Linked DNA regions of Mus musculus: region 2 is linked to region 1. Evidence: chromatin loops called from intact Hi-C (ENCODE). Cell type or tissue: heart. All regions are shown on one strand. Links, peaks and the distances in the headings refer to the core of each region. The heading gives the core; the rest is flanking DNA. Region 1 has its middle 37 kb from the start of Gm10824. Region 2 has its middle 19 kb from the start of Gm40610.

Region 1 (10,502 bases), core at 755-8,754:
GGCAGCTAAGAGCCTTTCTGATGGTTCTGAGAGTGGCTTGTGCAAGCAGCCACTGAAAGGTACAAAAGCCATACTACAGAGGAACGTGGGGCATCCAAACCGATGCCGGCAGCCTTCAGGACCAGCAGAGGAAACGTTTGCTTCCCTAGAGCTGCCAGGAGGATCATTCCAGAGACACTTGATAGAGCCTCTGGAACTGCGAGACAACAGGCTTATGTCCATCTGAGCAGCAAAGTTTGTTTTAGCAGGAAATCAATATACCAAGCCTCTAAAGGCTGCTTTGAAATCTTCTTGGAATCAGTGTAAGTGATGGCGCATCCCTTTAATCCCAGCAGTTGAGAGGCACAGGCAGGTCGATGCCTGAGACCAACCTGGTCTGTGAAGTGGATCCAGGACACCCAGGACTCTGTTACACAGAGAAACCCTGTCTCTAAAAGCCAAAAAAAAAAAAAAAAAAGTTAGAATAAAAACACAGACACACACAAATACACTTCATAAATTATGTAGTTCTAGGTATTTAAATATACACATTTTTATAAGTAAATTTTATGTAAACTTTAATTCAACGTTTTAGCATTGACTTCCTTTGTGCTTCATCAAAGAACTCTGAAAGTTTATCACTGAAGGAGTCTTCATGTCAAAGAATGTTCATACTGGAGTTTCTGCCGAGGCGGAGATGACAGATACTGGACTTAAAGCACAGTCCCTTATGAAGTACTTAAAAAGAAGGTGGCCCCCAGACTGACTGAACCCTTTCATCCTTTCTAATCCAGAATATAGAAGGATAGGAAAGTGTGGGGGATGTGAAGTGTTTGAGGAGAGGCTTTTGAAAGAAGACACTATGTGACTGAGGCTGAACTGTGAGCGTCACCCACCCTCATCACAGGGGGAGAAAGAGAGAGCACCGTCACATGAATGAGGGTCCTCAGAGAGTGACAGTGTTGTCCCTGCAAAGGGGAGGGCCTTTGTGGGCATCACAGAGGTCTTTTTCTATGTGGCAGGTTGGGATGAAGATGCCGGAACAAGACCTATGCTCAGAGCATCTTGGAGGTGTTGACTAAAGTGGTTTCCTAATGTGATGTCTTGTATCTGCCAGAGACACATGACAGTGCTTTGTAGAGTTAAAATGGCTATGAGTAACTTCAGATCCAGCAATCACGCAACCAAATTATAAGTTCTTGTACGATCTTGTTCTTGCTCTATAGGTCTGGACCTATCCTTTCCTATTTAAACTGGCAGACATAGGGGTAAAGGAAGAGGAAAAGGGAGAGAGAGCCAAGGAAGCCAATTATGTGCTCTTGATCCTCTTCAAGCAGATCTGAGGTTTAGCAAACAATATAGTGCAGAGTGTCTAACGATGCCTGGAGCTGGGCTTTTCAAGTGTTCACACACACACTGCACACCCAGCTTTGTTTGGGTCACTTCTCACAACCACCCACCTGGCATCTACAACGGTCTTCCGATACATTTTTTTTATATAGCTATCTTCTCTTTCCACTCTCCTCGCCCATTACTGAATTACTACTCCGAGGCTTAGAGGACTGTATAGTGTCTCAGACTTAGCATGGGACTTGTAGGGCTTACAAACATTCATTTAGGGGATTAAGGATAAACTCCCCTGATGAAACAGGAGACAGGAGACAGGAGACTGGGAGTAAAGAGAGCTTGGATTATATCAGCATGGGGTTCATACTGACTATAAATTATTTTCTATTTTAAATCTTTCCCCACTTATTTATTCATGCTGTGTCAGTGTATATGTGCGAACACACAGCTTTCAGAGTCTGCTCTCTCCTTCCACCATAGGCACTCTGGGGTTAAACTCAGGTCATCATGCTTGTTGGCAAGAGCCTTTACCTGCTGAGCCATCTTGCCAGCCCAGAACTTTCCATTCATCATAGTATGCTCCACCCAGACTAGAGAGTCAACGTTAATACTTTCCCCCATGACTCTTTGTTCCTGTTGCCACACCAGCTTTGTCAAGATCATCTCTCACAGCCACCCACCTGGGGCCTACTGTGATCTTCCTACACATTGTTTTTATGTACTGATTTTCTCTTTCCCTTTCCCCTTCCCATGTTTCAATTGTAGGTTTGGATTTCCTTATATCATGGTTACTGTAGTAATTTTCTTATGAGTGACTTTGCTTAGGTCCCAATTTAATCTATTCCACACAGAAGCCAAATCTTCATGGAATTCTTCCATGCCTTCCTGTACTTGTGTGCCCAGCACTCAAACCTTCCAGGCTCTATCGCTGTCTCAAGACGTTTGTCCCAAATGGACGGCTGTGTGTCTGCACCTCTCCTTCTGCCTGGAGGGTTCCCATGATTGTAGTTATATTGCAGTTTTGCAAGGTTCCTTTCTTTTGAAGGTACAACGCAAATGCGATTTCTCCCAAGAACTCTTTCCTGCTCAGCCGGAATCAGAAACCCAATTACCCAGCTAATACCACAAGAGTCTTGCAGAAGAACGTTTGTGGGCTCCCATCATTATCAGTTCCACTGTTCAGCAGTTTTTACACTCAACCCAAGGATAGATCGATAGCAAGGATGTGATTTATATAAAGGAACAAAAATCTTCAATAAGCATCCAGATTGTCCCAGGATGATGTAGGCAGTGGAGGAAATACAGTCCCAGGAATGATTCTTCTGTCATGGAATAGAGTTCGCTGGGTTTTCACAGTCTCCTGTCCTACCAGAGAGCAGTTTGAACAAGAAAATTTCATTTAGAAACTTAACTCCGGTCGAGGGTTAGCTGTAAAGGGAGCACTATAGGGCTGAGCGAGTATGCCTCTAGCGGGAACAACCTTGGAAGGGAATCTGTCTCCCCAGAGCCTGGGTCCAGACCTCTTCTGAGGTCATTTGGACAGACAAAAGGGTTCATGTATGGTAAGAGCTGACACACACTACCAGGAACTGGTAACTTGAGAATTTCAGCTGGAACTGGTACCCCGACAGGAGACACTTCACTGCAGTGTGGGCTGAAGCTGCGGGTAGGAAAGACTGCTGCTGCTAAATACTGGGAATCTGCCCTCTGGGTTAGACGAAAAGTCACCTACATCACACTTGAGAAACTACGGAAAAGCTTCCTGGGGAGATGGCTGGCTGGCAAGCCCCACTATGAAAGTGCTGTTCTAGCTGTTAATAGCTGCTGCCTGCCCCATCTTCTGAGCAAGCTTGTCTTGAAAGGGTTGGCAAACAAGCTTGTGGGCCTGTTAGAAAGCAGCTCTCTCCTATTGCATCCCTCTGGCGCTCTCTACTGACCATGTGTAGCACGAAGCTGCGGGACATTCAGCCCCACTTTGGGCAGGCAATGAAATATCTGTCATTCTGGTAAAGAGACCACTCCCACATATGTCTTCCTGGGTCCTTATTTTTCTACTCAGAAGGCCAAATGGCCCTATAAACTCACTATCAGCTTCCTAAATCTCAGGATTTCTTTGAACGTTTCCATTGTCATCACCACCATCATCAAAGATTTTCAAGAGAACAAAAAAGTATTGACTGAGGCTTTCTCTGACATAGGTATTTACGTATACCACATCCCTGGGATCACAGTCAATGTGATATATTTGTAAGCAGTATATGAATTGTAGCTATTATTCTTGTGCAGGGAAACTGAGGTTCAAAGACATCTAGCTAGCATGTGATGCATCTGAAAGAGTGAATCTTGGATCCATGAGATTTTTGTAAACCCAGCACACTATTAACAATCTCTGGCTGGACTTCCCATCCTGAAAGTAGGGTTTTTTTGATGTTCTAAATTCCAGGTACCTCCACTAAGGTACTGCCTGTAAACAACTATTACGAGGTACATAAAATCCCTCCTGGAAATACCTTAAAATTTTAGGGGAGCAGTTCTTCACTGTGAATTCAGTAGCTTCGTTGTGGGCACACTGAGTCTAGGTATACACATGTTACTACTGCTCCTGGGTGACTCAATTAGCCTAATATTTATGAGCAAGAGCTAGGCAAGTGCTAATTGCCCTGTGTCCTCTGATGAAATCCTTGACACAACCTAGGCATTGAGATTTCATGTTCAGGATTAAAAACTAAAGGTTAAAGCCATTAAATAATGTAACCAAGGTGGTGCCTTGGTGGTAACTATAGATTTTAAATCCAAATAGGTCAGAAGCCAGGCATTATTTAGTTTCCTGGTAGTGCCACAAGCCCAGAGCCCTCCTGGCTAACCTTTCTTCCTTGTTTGTGGTACCAGTTTTGTTGGTTTTGACTATTCTATATTTTATATTTTTAAAAACCTAAAATAAGGAGTGTCTATTTTCCATCTCTTTTTAGCTACTGAAGTAACTGGGATCCTTTGGGGATGGGGATGCTGAGCTGTCGAACACAGGAGCTTACCTCTAACCTTTCGCTTACCAGAGAGCAGCCACTGGTATGGTGCCCTCTGCCCATCCTCACAGATTCCAATGAAGGGGGGCAGACTCATGTGTATACTCTATCAGCTATCTGCAATAGTCTGGGATGGAAATATTATCTCATACACTTTTTGGCAAGCTTTTTTTTTTTCCCATTGTGTGCTCCTTACCCTGAGCTAACTTGCTAGAACCATTACATACCCAGGATATATGTTTATGAAATGGATTTTTCTTGACTCCACTTTGTGCTTAAACCAGATGTGCCTTGGTAATCCCAGCTGTCTGGAAGCTTAGGCAGCTCTGAGTCTAAGAACAACCTGGGCCATGTAGTGAGACTGTATCTCAAACCATAACTAGCAAAAAGTAACAAAAGTAAACAAAAATAGACCTCGGTCCACAGTCTGCTACACTGAAACCAGAGCAGAGCTCAGGGGGGCTACTGGAGGCTTAGCTTCTGTAGAACAAGACACCTGTCCACTATACTCTCTTCCTGGAATTTCAGGCTATTCTATGGTTACTATACCTCATGGGTGTGCCATGAGTTTCTGGTGTCATCTAAAACGGATTTTGCATTTTTGTAGTTATTAGGGCCTGATACCAATTACAAAAAATTTGCAAATGACATTACAGTTGATGGAAGTTCACCTTTTACAACTTCATATTTCTCACGTTTCCCTGTTTACATTTCACACCACACGGGGGCAGCCTTGTTCCTCGATTCCCCTTTGTCTGCTGCAGGGCTCTGCATTGTTTCTGAGTCTGTGGGTTTGAGAAGAAAATAGCCAAGATCCTGGGCCAGCGTCCTGAAAGGAGCGCATAAGAAAGCAGTGGGGGCTCATTGGCCTCTGAAGTCTCCTCTCATCCTAATATATAAGCCTCCTATGCTTGGGCTCACCCAGCACCCTCCAGAGTAAGAGAGATTAGCAGAGGTGGGCAGGAGAAAGTGAGGCTGTTCCCAGCATTTCTGAAGGGAAGTTGTAAAGACCTTATGTTCAGAAAACTTTTGTGATAGTCCAAGGGTCTCCAGGACCAAAAGAACAGAAGTTAAAAATAAACTAGAGCATACTAGTAAGGTATTCGATGCCCACATCCTAAGAGATGGTTCAAAAATCTGTCTTTATGTATTCAGCTACCAGCTGCGAGCAATCCAAACAGAACCAGCTGCTAATGGAAGCAGCATTAACAGCTTCTTGCAGGAGAAACACAAAAAGCCACCCATGGTAGTAAAAGAAAATGGCCCTCATAAGCTCACAGGGAGTGGCACTTTTAGGGGTGTGGCCTTGTTGGAGTAGGTACAGCCTTGCTGGAAGAAGTGTGTCCTGTGGGGATGGGCTTTGAAGAACTCAAGCTATGCCCAGTTAAGGCACAGAGTCTCCTGCTGCTGCACCATGTCTGTCTGCATTCCATCATGCTTCAGGCCATGATGATAACGGACTAAAGGTCTGAAACTCTAAGCCAGCCTCAATTAAATGTTTTCCTTTATAAGAGCTGCTATGGTCATGGTGCCTCTTCACAGCAATATGATAACACCCATCCAATCAAGGTAGTTTTAATTATTAATTACAATTATATTGTAACTGAATAATATTGACAGAAAGGTAACAAGCAATCTAAATAGTGTTTTAAAAGAAAGAGCAAATGAAAGACAGACTTTTAAAGGTAGTTATCTTTTTTAAAAAAAAAAGATTAATTTACTTTTATTTTATGTGTATGGGGGTTTTGCCTGCAGAATGCAGTGGCCATGGAGCTGGGTTCCCTGAAACTGCAGTCACAGGCTAGGGGCTGCTATATGGGTGCTGAGAACTGAGCCTGGTCCTCTGTAAGAACAGCCAGCATATTTAATTGCTGAGCCATTTCTCCAGCCCCAAAGATGGCTTTCCTTTGTCTTCTGCAGACTTGTTCAAGATGCAGACTCTCGTTTACTTTGTGTATGTATTTAGTCCACCTGAAGCACATAGACTTTTAAATAAGACGGACGATACCCTATTTGAACAATGCCCACCACCAAAGAAAGCCACCTTCTCCCTGAACAACTTTCCTGGTCACTGTTTATCTTTGTTTTGGAAAAAGAAAAAAGTATCTTAGGTCAATATTTGTTTGGAGACAAGATAACAGTGTTTCTTGGCATGAGCTATGAGTCAGACCAAACAAGTTTCAAACCTGGTCCTGCCAGTCAAGAGTTGTTCTCAGCAAGAGCCGTTTCCTCATTCCTGTGGAGAAAGCCTGACAGCAGAGCTTAGTTGAGATGTGAATATAAAGTGCTGAGCAGAGTTTCTGCCACAAAGTCAGTAACAAGTGGGGGAGATTACTACCAAGAACTCATTCCTTCACTAGTTTCTTATCAGTTGCCTTGGATTTTTAAAAATTATTATTTATATGGGTGTTCACTTGTGTGTATATGTACTGCATACATGCCATCCCTGAAGCAGTCAGGAGAAGCTAGAACCCATGCAGCTGGAGTTAGAGAGATAGATGCTCAGTAGGTCCTAGAAATAGAACCCTAGCCCTCTCTAAGAGTAGCCAGAGCCCTTCGCCCCTGGGTCATCTCTTCAGCTCCATTGTGAATTTTTTTTTTTTTTACTTTTAAAATCTTTCTCTTTTTTTTTTCAATTTTTTTGTTAGATATTTTCTTCATTTACATTTCAAATGCTATCCCAAAGTCCCCTATACCCTCCCCCAACCCTGCTCCCCTACCGACCCACTCCCACTTCTTGGCTCTGGCGTTCCCCTGTACTAGGGCATATACAGTTTGCAAGACCAAGAGATCTCTCTTCCCAATGATGTTCAACTAGGCCATCTTCTGCTACATATGCAGCTAGAGACATGAGCTCTGGGGGTACTGGTTAGTTCATATTGTTGTTCCATCTATAGGGTTGCAAACCCCTTCAGCTCCTTGGGTACTTTCTCTATCTCTTCCATTGGGGGCCCTGTGTTCCATCCAATAGATGACTGTGAGCATCCACTTCTGTATTTGCCAGGCACTGGTCTAGCCTCACAAGAGACAGCTATATCAGGGTCCTTTCAGCAAAATCTTGCTGGCATATGCCATAGTGTCTCCGTTTGGTGGCTGATTATGGGATGGATCCCCGGGTGGGGGAGTCTCTGGATGGTCCATCCTTTTGGCTCAGCTCCAAACTTTGTCTCTGTAACTCCTTACATGGGTATTTTGTTCCCTATTTTAAGGAAGAATGAAGTATCTACTTCGTGGATATTTTTAAGTTTAATTTTTAAAAAAAAATTTAAATAAAAATTTTAGTTATGTTGAGTTTTCCAGATAATACCATCATGTGCAAAAACCAACCCAATAAATAAATAAATAAAAATAAACTCACTTCAGTCTGTCTTTATTGCTTTTTTTTTTCCTTGTCTCTCTGTATCAGCTAAAACTTCTAAAAGCAGCATGAAAAAATAATGGGGTCTTTATGTCCATAAATTCTGCTAGTGCCAGCTTAACCAACAGTGCAAACTCAGAGGCTAGAAGAAACGCTTAGGCCTGGCTCCTGTGCCATTCCATCTGTACCCTAACAAAGGTAAACTCTGCACACTCTCATCCACACATGCACACACCCCACATACAGTCATGCATGCGTTCAAGCATACACATAAGCATACACACAAACATATGCATTTGTGTAAACGTGGAGGCTAGAGGCCAAAGTCAGGCGTCCTTCTCAATTACTCTGCACCGTGTCTACTTCATCTACCTTCTAGTTATTTCTTTTGTGTGTGGCTGAGCGTGTGCCACTGCAGGAGTGTGGAGGTCAGAGGGCAACTGGCAAGGATCAGAGGTGGTTCTCTCCTCCTACCATGAGGTATAAACTCAAGTCATCCAGCAGGCTTGGCAGTGGGTGCCTTTGTCCTCTAAGTTATCTTAGCAGCCCATTTTATTATGTCTTATTTTTGAACATTGAGTTCACCAATTTAGCTGGACTAGCTGAACACTGAGCTCCAGGGAGCCCCGTTCCATGTCCATGAGACTGAGATTACAGTGTAAACTGCTTTTATGTGAACACCAGGGTTCACATAAAAGCTTGCCTTACACTTACGGGGGTCCTTACGCTTGCCTGCAAATGATACTGACTGAGCCAGTGCTTTAAATCATCTTATAAACTTTGGGGGGGGGTTGCTTCAAAATAACTTTTTCATAATGCTCAGGCTTGTTTTTCCTTAGGCTGGCTTGGTCCTTAAGTTGCTGGTGACAGTCAATAATAAACTCAAAATTAACCCGCATGTTTCTGTTTAAACTTTGCTTAGTTCAGGATCTACTATTGTATAATGCGTCTTTTAATAAACACTATTACTTCATTATACTTTGAAGACACTTCTGGGTTGTTCATTCTTTTTGATATTATTAACAATGTAGCTATGAAGGTTTTTGTATGTTAGGTCTCCATGTGAGAGTTACCCTCATCGCTCCTAAGGAGATTAAAGATCAAGTGTTGTTTCCACTCATCTATTTAGTTGTATCATGCTGATACTCCTGAGCCAGTTCTCTCTACTCTGCCTCCCACCTCCCGCTCCTCCTCCTCTCCCTCCACCTCCTTCCCCTTTCTTCTCCTTTCTAAAACAGGGCCACCTGTATGTAGCCCAGGCTAGCTTCTAACTTGCTCCTCTCCCCCCACCTCCTTCTCCTTTCTTCTCCTTTCTAAAACAGGGCCACCTGTAGCCCAGGCTAGCTTCTAACTTGCTGTAGCCGTGTAACTGAGACTGTCAACTGAAGTTGGTTCTGATGTTTCTGCCTCTTCTTCCTCTGCCCCTGCCTCTGTGACTCTCCCTCCCCTGTGTCACCATGCTCAGCTCTATCATGTTTCTTCTCTATAATGCCTCCAGATCTTTTTCTTTATACTAGGTTTGGTTGGTTGGTTGCTGGTTTGGGGTAGGTTGGTTGATGGGTGGGTGGGTTGGTTGGTTGCTGGGTTAGTTGGTTGGCTGGTTGCTTGTTGCTTAGTGGGTTCATGGTTTGATTGGTTGGTGGGTTAGTGGTTTGGTTGATGGGTGGGTTGGTGGGTTGGTTGGTGGATTGGTGGATTGGTGGTTTTGTGGGTTGGTTATTTGTTTGTTTGGTGGGTTGGTTGACTTTTTCTTGTTGATTTGTGCAAATTTATAAAAACTGGAAAACTAGACAAACCCTTTGACATTAATGTAAATAGCAACTTAAGTTTTATAGATTGTGGCCTATCTGTCCATTTTAATGTATTTTTTATTTGAACAAAGGACTTTATTTTTAACCTTTCATAACTTAATTACTTTAGGATTAGCTTTGTACCTTGTTTAAAAATATACCTCACCCTAAAACAGATGCCTAGTTTTTCCTTTCCTTTTTCTTCTTCTTTTTCTCTTTCTTTTTCTTTTCTTATAAGTTTGAAAGATTTGTCCTCAACATCCCATCTAGTTTTGAATTGTCCTCAAGTTGAATTTTTTCACATGGTATGAAGTAGGTGTCTTACTCTATTTCCTATATAGATATACTTCAATGTCTACTGGAACGACAGCGTAGCACTTGATATAAGTCCAGCTACCATTTGTGAGTGAGCCTGACACTTGGCTTCTGATTCAGTTTCTCTAGCCAGTGATCAGTGTGATCAGTGTGTTTGATCATGCAGCTTTGTAAGGAATGCTTACAAAGTGCCCAACCTAGTTCTCTGGGAGTGCTTGCCAAGTTGAAAGTCACATTGGAATCCAAACTGGAATTGTACTATATGTCAGTTTGGGTGGTAGATAAAAATGACCACTTTTACTTCCTTGTAGCTAGCTAATATGTACAAATAAAGGTAAAATTTTTGAATGTTCTATATACATGACCATATCCTCTGTCAATAATATTTTTAAGTCCTTGTATCTTTGCCCTGTTTTCATTCTATACTGGCTTCAGAATACTCCTGTAAAGAGCTGGTTGGAAGGAAATCAAAGTTTAAGTTCAAGTGTCCTTCCTTTATGAAGTTTTGATGTTTGTATGCTCATGAGATATTGGTTGCCAGGCAGCAGTGTCTCATGCCTCTAAGCCCAGCAGTCCAGAGGCAGAGGCAGGCGGATCTCTGAATTTGAGGCCAGCATAGTCTACAGAGTGAGTTCCGGGACAGCTGCTACATGGTGAAGTCTTCTCTAGAAAAAAAAATTAACTCCAAAA
Region 2 (10,502 bases), core at 855-8,854, 300 kb after region 1:
CATCAAATTCAGCCCAGGTTCCCACTTAATGGCTGAGCCCATGTTTTAGTCAGGGTTTCTATTCCTGCACAAACATCATGACCAAGAAGCAAGTTGGGGAGGAAAGGGTTTATTAGGCTTATACTTCCATACTGCTGTTCATTATCAAGGAAATTCGGACTGGAACTCAAGCAGGTCAGGAAGCAGGAGCTGATGCAGAGGCCATGGAGGGATGTTCCTTACTGGCCTGCTTCCCCTGGCTTGCTCAGTACGCTCTCTTAAAGAACCCAAGACTACCAGCCCAGGGATGGTACCACCCACAAGGGGCCCTCCCCGCCTTGATCACTAATTGAAAAAATGCCTTACAGCTGGATGTTATGGAGGCATTTCCTCAACTGAAGCTCCTTTCTCTGTGATAACTACAGCCTGTGTCAAGCTGACACAAAACCACCCAGTATAGCCCTCTTCCCAACCTCTGCTTGCTCTGTCTTTACTTTCCATAACTCAAAACACAGAGAAGCCAGTCGTGGTGGTGCACGCCTTTAATCCCAGCACTCGGGAGGCAGAGGCAGGCAGATTTCTGAGTTCGAGGCCAACCTGGTCTACAAAGTGAGTTCCAGGACATCCAGGGTTATACAGAGAAACCCTGTCTTGAAAACACACACACACACACACACACACACACACACACACACACACACACACACACAGAGGAAGGCAAACCAGTAACATCTGCTGCAACCAGAGAACCAGTGGGAACAGAAACAAGCCGTGCTCTTTCTGAGATCTGAGAGCAGAAACTGTCAACTTCCGGTTATTGTCATGGCAACTGTGAGGGCTATTTTCCTACCACTGGTGGCATTAACATGATGGTCTCACTGGCTGCCCACCTGAGCATTCACTTACGTCACCTGGAGTTTCCTGGTTTTCATTTGATGTTTAAATACTTCAGCTTGGACAGCGTACCATGTGAACCCCGGGGCCAGCTGCTGGAAATCTGCAGTGTTCAGGAAGAATACCACTCCAGTTGCTGGTAAGCCTTGAAACACTAACCTGGTAGCCTCACTTCAGACATGGTTGCTATGCCTTCAAATAATCTCTAGTGTATGGATTGTTCATTATCGGAGACGCTCTTACAATTAAAGGTTTCCATTTTTGTTATGCATACGAGAGTTTTGCCTCTATGTATGTGTGTGCCTGGTGCTCTGGAGTGTCCTGAAGAGATCAGCAAAGGACTTTAGATGCCCTAGAACTGGAGTGGCGGATGGCTGTGAGCCTCCATGCTTGGCAACCAAAATGGGCTCCTCTGTAAAAACAGCTATTTCTCCGTTGCATGGGTTTTTTTGTTTTGTTTTATTTTTTGTTTTTGTTTTTGTTTTTGTTTTGTTTTGTTTTGTTTTTCGAGACAGGGTTTCTCTGTATAGCCCTGGCTGTCCTAGAACTCACCTTGTAGACCAGGCTGGCCTCAAACTCAGAACTCCACCTCCGCTGCCTGTTAATTTAAAACTCCATGCCTTCTGGGACTGCACTCTCAGCTTCTCAGCTTGGCTCTAAGAACTCGCTGCAGCTGCTCCCACTCCAGATAGCTCCGCAATGGCCAGCAGTTAGCGCCACCAATCCTCTAACAACTGGAGAAAGCTCAGAGCTGTGATCAGTCTATACTGACCAACCAAGCCCGAGGCTAGCTCCACCAACCACCAACGACTGCCCCAAGGCTGCCCTTTCTCCTGCCCACCTGAGTCACAGAGGATGGAAAACATCAGACAGCCTTAGTATTTTAAAGCCAGCCAGATAACACAACCACTGAGCATGGAACCTACTGCCCTGAAGTCATCAGCTATCCTGTGTCAGAATTCTTCCGGTGTTGAAGCAGCCACCGGTTCTAGTTGGTCCCAGACCTTACATGGTTCTGTGCTCCTCTCCCCAAAACCTGACTGAAAAGCCTACTCACTATCTTATCTCCTTCTGGGACCTGGAAAATCCCACCTCTTTATTTTCACCCAGTGATTACCTTCTGCCATCTTTATTGACATAATCAAGAAACAATTAGGGAACCAGATTTCAGTATCAGCCCCTCCCACTACATTTCTCCAGTCCCCGAAATTAATCATTTTGGCTGGGAAGTAGTTCACTTGCCTGCCCTGTGTAAGGGCTCTGATGGTGATCCCTAACACGCAGGCGCGCGCGCGCACGCACACACACACACACACACACACACACACACACACTTTTAATCCTTAAAATGAATCTCATTCACATTACATATTTTGCATACTCTGGGCAGGGATGTTTGCCCTTGTGTTACCTGGGATAGGAATCCAAGGAGTGTAACTGATCCCACTTTTCAAATTCTTGTTCTCATAGAATAATAATAAATTTAACTAAGTAAGTGTATGATTTGTATATTGAAATAGAAAAGAAATGGTCTGCAAATGTGGATTCTGGAATCCCCCCTCCCTTTTCCTATTTGTAATCCTTTGATCTCCTTCAGTCGTCCTTACTTTACTCCTTAACTAAGACTTTGAGTGCTGCACTGGACAGAGTGGACATCCTTGACTTGGTCTTGACTTTAGTGGAAACACTTTGAGCTTCTCTCCATTTAACTTGATATTGACTGGCTGTAAGCCCCCTTCATTATGTCTCTGTCCCTGTAAGCCTCGTTTCACCTGTACTTTATCTTGAATGAATGTTGGGATCTGTCAAAACCTTTCCTGCATCTGTGAGATGATCATTTTGTTTTTGCCTTTTAATTTCTATGTGCTGGGTATGTTTGCTGATTTACATATGTTGAACCATGCGGCTCTGGGATGAAGTCAACTGGATCAGTGGATGGTCTTTCTGATGTTTCCTTAAATTCAGTTTTTGAGTACTTTATTGAGAATTTCTGCATTATGTTCATAAGTAAGGGCTATACTTTTCATTTTTGTTGAGTCTCTGTTTTAGTATAGGGACTTTGTAAAAAGAATTTGGAAGAGTTCCCTCAGTTCCGATTTTGTGAAATGATTTGAGGATTATTGACATTAGTTATTCTTTGAAATTCTAGTAGAATTCTGCACTGAGTCTACTAGAACATGGGTTTTTTTTTTTCTTAGTTGGGAGTTTAATTGATGCTCTATTTAACTAGGGGTATGGGTCTGCTGATGTCATGTTGATTTTAGTAGGTAATGTTTATAAAGAAATGTATCTATTTCATGTAGGTTTTCCAGTTTGGTGAAATACTGATTTTAAAAGTATGTCTTCATGATTACCTGAATTTCCTCCATGTTTGTTGTTATGTCTCCCCTTTTATCTCTAACTTATTAATTTGGTTATTTACTAATCGATTGTTTTTCCCATACACTCTTTGTGGATGCTATTTCTTCTTTTTTTTTCCCCCCCTAAAACTTTCAAGTGTATCATTTTTATTAGTGTAAGATCTGTCTGGGTTTTTTTGTTTTGTTTTTTGTTGTTGTTGTTTTTTATTTTTATGTAGGAACTTAGCGCTATGAACTGACTCATGGCATTGCCTTCATTGTGTAAGCATATTTTGTGTTGTCATTTTCATTCAATTCTAAAAGGATTTTAACTTCCATCTTGAATTTTGCCTTTGAAAAAAAAAAAAAAAGGTTCTTGCTCTAGGGCTCCACATGAGACCCTGTCAGTTATCTTCAGGAGATCGTCTGCTTTTAGTCGAGTGGGTAAATTCTGCTGCAAGAATACTGTACGTTTAGGGAATCACATTTGAGGTGGGGTTGGAAGGACATGAGATGCAAGTCTCTTGTGGAGAGAATGCCAGGTGTAGAATAGGAGGGGAGAGACTGGAAGGCTTCTGGGAGGCTCAGGGAACCGGAAGGCTAAGGAAGCGAAGCCCGGAAAAAAGAATCCAGCTCAGGGCTGATGACAGAGAAAGGTCATGGTCGGGCTTACTTTTCTAATGGATCAATCAGAAGATGTTCCCGGGGTTCCAAGAGACATGGAAAGGAAGACTTGGGAAGAAGGTGGGACAGCTCGTGGGGAGGAGGATGGAGGAGTGGGGAATGGGGAGATGGGAAAATGGGGCTGCATGTGTTATAAGGTCCCCTGGGAGAGAGCCGGAAGAAAGAATAAAGAACAGACGATTCATTGTCTATGGGGCTGAATTAGCGATGTGAGATGAAAACAGACATGAACCCCGGAGAAAAGGTATGTCACCTTTTATCCAGCTACTAAGGACCCGCATTGTGAGATGGGAAGTCTGCCATTCCTGCGGGGAAGAAAAGGGCAGCAGAATTGAGGAGGGAAGACTGGGGGAGGGGCGGGCGACACAGACAGCAGCTTCAGGTGCCAAGGGCCCCCTCTACAATTAACCCAGAAAAAAAAATGTTCTCAAGAAGAGTGGCCGCACCAATCCTGTAAAAAGAAGATGATGCAGAGATTAAATTGACCAGAGAACTGGATCTGAGTGGGATTAAGGCAGTCACATCTGGTGATAGTTTTGTCATGTCTCCAGGGAAGGAACATGGGGCACTATTTTAACTTCACCATGTGTCGGGATTTACACAGTGAGCAGAGACTGCGACTCAGACCACAGGAATTATCACTCCTACTTCTAGAAGTTTCTGAGACTTTGTGGAAGGCCCCTCCTCTGTTCCTAGCCGGTTTGTTTAGTGTTTCCTTTTCAGGCAGGGTCTCCATGGCTGTCCTACAATTTGCATAGATCCTTCAGTCTCAGGATCTGAAATGCCTGGATTACTGATGAGAGCTGTCAGACAGCCCTGCTCATCTTTTGGGCCTTTAGCTATCTATTGAGGAAATCATGAGGTCTGTCAGACGCTGAGAAGACAGATACATTTATGTTGCACTGAGCAATATAATTATTTATTCTGAGTTTTCAGCATAAGGGTTTATTCAGCTTACACTTCCATACTGCTGTTCATCACCAAAGGAAATCAGGACTGGAACTCAAGTAGGTCAGTAAGCAGGAGCTGATGCAGAGGACATGGAGGGATGTTCCTTACTGGCTTGCTTCCCCTGGCTTGCTCAGCCTGCTCTCTTATAGAACCCAAGACTACCAGCCCAGGGATGGTCCCACCCACAAGGGGCCCTCCCCGCCTTGAACACTAATTGAGAAAATGCCTTACATCTGGATCTCATGGAGGCATTTCCTCAAGGGAGGCTCCTTTCTCTGATAATTCCAGCTTGTGTCAAGTTGCCGCAAAACCAGCCAGTTCACCAGTAGATGGCAATATTGGCCCAGAAAAGCCAACCATACCTGTGGGAGGGCCTCAGGACACCGATGCTACAAGGACTATCTACTTGAGAGATATTTTGCTTTTAATTCATTGTTGTTCCGTTAATTTGTGGTTTCTCTTTCATCTCAGAATAGTAAAGTTATAAATAAAGGAAAAGAAAGTTCCAGAAGCCTTAAATTCTGCGTTCTGAAAGTCACTCTTCTTAGAAGCACTTCGTTTGAGGTAGCAGGCTGTGAGGCGACTAGCAATCAGGATATCCACACAAAATGGAACTCAAAAAGATTTTGCTGACGTCACTAAGAACACCAGAACAGAAATCAGTTACATGTCACTTCCAACATTTAAAATAGCGTTCAGTTTTAGTCCTAGTCTCATGGAAATTGAAGCCGCACATACTTACCCCAAACTCAGAGAACGATAACATAGACATAGGAGTTGGAGGTAATTTAAAACATTTTAAAGATTATATATTAATTGTACTAATGCATAGTCACAGATTTCATTGTGACATCTTCATGAACGTAATACAACGTGTTTTGATCAGATTTAGCTCTGGCTATCCCCACTCTCCCCTGTACGTCCTCACCATAGCTACTAGCCCCTACTTATTAAAAAATTTTGTAACCCAACGAGTGTAATTAGGGTTAGACTACTAATTACTTCTTACTGGATCATGGGTGTGAGGTTTCTTCCAAGATCATGACCACTTTACGTTGGGCACACCACTGAAGAGAAAGTCTCTCTTCACTTTATCAAATGTGAGCTTCCTGGAGAGCCTCGTAAGGGGTGGAGCTTTAGGTAAGGTTGGGGTTTCAGGTAGGGGTGAGGCCTCTGGTAGGGATGGTGCCTCGGGGTTAGGGTTAGAGTTAGGGTCCCTCCCTTCTCCATAGCAGTGTTTTGTCTGGCTGAGGCTTGTAACAGATTTTATTTGGGTCCTCACAGTTGCTTTAAGTAATTTTAACACTTTAACCTTATACTCCAGATTAAATTTATACAAACACAATAAAAAATCAAATAAGGAAATGTAACAGAAACCCTCTTATGTCATTTACAACAATACCACTTACAAGAATTGGTTTGCCTTGTTTTCTGAGGTGTTCTACTTTATTGTTCAATCTATATTTTTCACTAAAAGTAGCCAAAGGCCCTTTGTAATAAATAAATATCAAATGGGCCATAAATATTGGATATTTTAAGAACCAGTGCATCATAATCAAGGACTTATCCTAGACAGCTGTATTTAGGGGTTAATAACAACTTTGCAGGATCACGGGTAGTGGGCAGTGCTCGAAAGCTTAGATGGGGAACGTTCCCTTTGCCTTGATGATGCTTCTTATCTCGTACCTATATTTAGATAAATCATTCTGGGATCTCTTAAGACATATGTTGATGTCTTCACATGGCAAGCTTGCTTGTAATTTAGTTTCCAATGTAGATGGAAATCATCTGTGACTAGCTTTAGCTGTGACTAAATTGACTTATTCGTTACTGTATGTGTTCATTTAATAATTATCTGTTAAGCCCCTGGATACCAACAAGATAGGATTAAGGAAAAATGTTAAAAACATACTTTAAAGAAACACATTCTTCTACGTCGCTTATAAATACAAGCTCAGATTCAAGTGAACGCTGGACCGTCACCGTGGCAGCGTACTGACTGCTGTAAGCAGCACTTATGTCACCTTCCCAGAGAGTTCATGAGGTTGGTGCTAATGCAATCAAGTAAGTAGTGGCTGGCTCAATATCTTAGCAGCAGGGTATGATGACCTTGGGGACGATTCGAAATTTCTCTAGTGCCAAGAAACATCATTTGGGTCCTTAGGATTTGCCAACTGCTATCAGACCAAAATGATTTTATCCATTAGAGAAAATTTATTGAACAATAGCTATGTGCTCAGTCGTGTGTGTCCAGTGGTATGTATGTATCAAGGGCTGTGTGCCTAGTGCTGTATGCCCGATGCTATGTGCCCTGTGCTATGTGCCCAGTGGTGTTTGAGTGTGTGCAGGGCTGTGTGTCCAGTGCTATGTACCCAGTAATGTACTGTAGCATTCTGTACTATATTGACTAAGAACTGTAGAATGAATCCCTTCTTGTGAGAAGCACATTCAATAACACTTTATTTTCTCTTCCCTCAAAATCACATTTAATACAGAATTTTGATATAGTTTTCTTTTTTACTAAGATTTTTCAGAAAAGAGGAATATATAAATATTCCCAGTGATGTAATTGAAGAAAATGAATATTCTAGAATCGAATGGAAAATTCCCTTAACTGCAAGGGTAACTCAGTGATGAGTCCAGCCCGTGCAGTGACAAGAGAAACGGAACATCCCTAATGCCTCTCAGTCCAAAAACACAAGACTGAGTTAGAAACAGAACAGAACCAGGCTTCCCTCTCTGCTGTTGCCATGGATGGAAACATGTGGTGGCCACAAGAACTTGGAGTAGTGGATGAATAGGCCAAACCACCTAACAGGAACAGTCCTAAAGACAGCATTGAAGCAACACCAGTGGTGACCCAGGAAGTCATGATTCTTTGGGGGTCTAGACAGTTTCTTGAATCAGACTGTGGATTTGCAAGGGATGAAAACTTGGTTACCATTAGCAACTGACCCATAAAGAACAGTGACAAAGTCCTAGTGACATTATCACAGTCACCGGTGATGTTCATGGTCAGCAAGGGGCTGGCTGACCCAGGCTGAACTCAATAAAGTATAGTCCACTGTGAGGCAGTATTTGTTAATAATAATATAGTCTACTGTGTATGCCAACAAATCATGTGGGCCATTGCAAGGGACTAAGGATATTGAAAACCCAAACAAACAAAATAGGAAAATCCTAAACACTATTCATCAAACTCAGAATTGAGGAAACTCTTGGGGGGGGTAATGTATTGATTTATCATTGTGGGGGCAGTGCAGATAGATAGATAGATAGATAGATAGATAGATAGATAGATAGATAGATAGATAACAGTAGACATTTGGGGGAGTTGGTCCTGGGATTCTACCCATTTGAGGCAAGGTCTCCCCTTCCCTCTTTCTGCCACTCAGCTGCATCCACCAGGATAGATGGCTCAGAGGTTCTGGGAGCTTCTCTTGTCTCTGCCTCCTATTTTGTGGTGTGAAGTGCTGGGATTTCAGACTCTCCTCCTGGTTTTTCCTGTGGGCTCCAGCAATCGCAGTGCATCCTCAGGCTTGCAGACTTAAACTTTTACCTGCTGAGTCATCCTTCCAGCCCTCTTTGAAATATTTAATAAGATTCTGTTGTTGTGATATATATTTGGAACTCTATTAGTTCTTATAATGACCCAGCCAGCCCCCCAATAATTGAGGCAGAATCCTATAGACTTATTTAATCAGCTTTAGCTCAGTTACTGGGCGATTGATTACCTGTAAACTATTTCTCAGTGCTAGACTGGCTATTTCCAGCTGCAATACCAAGTTCCCTGCTCTTCCCTGAGTCTCTACTGGGTTATTTCGGCTCCATCTGTCTGTCCTCAGGGTGCACTTTTCTGGCCAAGTGCTCCTGGCCCTGCCTGGCTAGTGGAAACCTCCTGGTCTTTGTCTTTCTCCTTTCCCCAGAGTTCCCTACCTTCAAACCACAGCCCAGGTAACGGAAACCCCGCCCACCTCTATTCTCCCTAGCAATTGGCTGTGGCCACTTTTATTTAACCAGTCAGAGAAGATTGGCAAGCAAAGAATCTGCCCATCAGGATGCAAGCAGATCTTGGGGCCTGGATTTAGCATTTGAATACAAAGAAGCACCTGACCAACCCCAAGGAGACTGAGATTACAGCACAGGGTTTTAATCCTAGCACTCAGGAGGCAGAGGCAGGTGGATCTCTGCCAGTTAGAGGTCAGCCTGGTCTACAGAGTGAGTTCCAGGACAGCCAGGGATACACAGAGAAACTTGTCTCAGAAAACAAACAAACAAATGAACAAACAAACAAACAAACCAACACTCTCAACTTACACTGGCTATGTGAAATAGGAGGGGGAAATCCTGAGGGAAAGAGCCGCAGTTCACTGAATTATTAAACAATGAAAGAAGGAAAGTAATTGTGAATGAAATGAAGAATGAAGAAATGAAGGTGAAAGCCTGACACAAAGTCCCAGAGAATGCTCTTTCACATCTGTAAAACTAGCCAGTGTGGTTTGAAGCCATTTTATAAAGAAGAGAAGGAATCTACTTCCAAGATATGAGTACTAGGATTCCCTGAGAAAGTTGTTTAAATAACAATGATGATGAATGTTATTGGGAGGTAAAAGGTGCTGATTACATCAGTGCATTTTAATTAACCAAAGGCTACCGTGGATCTTATTGGCAAGCAAAGGTGGCTTTATTCACTTGTGATAGCCGAGAGAACTATGCTCCCGGTAGATCTGTCGGGTGGGTCAGTGGAAAGTCTTAGACAATCTGAGTTGGTGTCAGATTCTATGGATGGTTTAAGTACCTTCTCTCTGGCTTTTGTGCCCTCAGAACACCAGTCATCCCTTGCTCTCTCACATGCTGCATAAACAACTTGTCTCCAGAGACACTGGAACAAAATACTGCACGCTCCACGTCTTAAACAAAGGCCATTTACTGGTGATTAGTTCTGGAAGCTGGGAGTCCGATTTCAGTTCAGGTGTCCACTGAGTTACAGTTCTTGTTTGTTTTGCTTTTTAATAGAATCACATACATCCCAGGCTACCCTTTAACCTATTGCACAGCCAAGGATGACCTTGAACCCCTGATCCTCTACCTTCTGTTCCCTATTACTAGAATTACTGCCAATGCCACCATGTCTGTGTATACAGTGCTGTGGCTCAAACCCAGGGTCTCCTGAATGCCTCTCCCTCTACCAACCAAGCCAGGCTCACTCCAAAAGTGCTAGGGAAGAATCTATTGCAAGGCATTCATGTCTTTTCTGGAAGATCCTAGCCACATAGCTCCTGTTTCATATGGACTTGGGTGTGCAATGCTTTTTCATGATCTGTCTTATTCGTAGAATGGCTTTGTCTGTCATCTTTGTCCTGTGAAGTCGTTTTTGTTCAATAGAAAAGCGACCATATTCAGTAGTAAGTACTTGCTACAAGTGCTAACAAAAGTAAGACCTAATTGATGTCTAGAGCCAGCCCAGCCTCCTGCTATCTGACTTGCTTTCCAAACTTACAGTCATGACCCACCATAATCCAGGCAAAGACATCAAGGCTCAGGAGAGTAAGTGTACTTGACAGATCTACACCATAGCTGGAATGCCCCTTCAGAGAATGTAGTTTGTATCATTGTGCTTGAATTAATTCAGATGTTGTTCTGGTTGACACAAGC

Evidence for each region. A loop is a pair of places that touch in the nucleus more often than their neighbours do. Peaks named below come from ENCODE experiments on the same cell type or tissue, not always from the same donor. Only the 100,000 strongest peaks of a DNase experiment are listed, where the experiment ranks them.
Region 2: a loop joins it to region 1, with 4 times the contacts of the local background. A loop is called at or near these places in 4 of 42 quality-filtered maps.

Annotation. Positions count from the first base shown.
Region 1 is chr10:22,770,846-22,781,347 of GRCm38, reverse strand. No RefSeq gene overlaps it. Among named protein-coding and RNA genes, the nearest start is that of Gm10824, 37 kb to the left of the region's middle. In heart, for the core only: CTCF peaks have their summits at 3,256 (motif pointing left) and 5,066 (motif pointing right); no DNase peak of the experiment used is centred there.
Region 2 is chr10:22,474,719-22,485,220 of GRCm38, reverse strand. No RefSeq gene overlaps it. Among named protein-coding and RNA genes, the nearest start is that of Gm40610, 19 kb to the right of the region's middle. In heart, for the core only: a CTCF peak has its summit at 5,180 (motif pointing right); no DNase peak of the experiment used is centred there; H3K27me3 peaks cover 797 bases.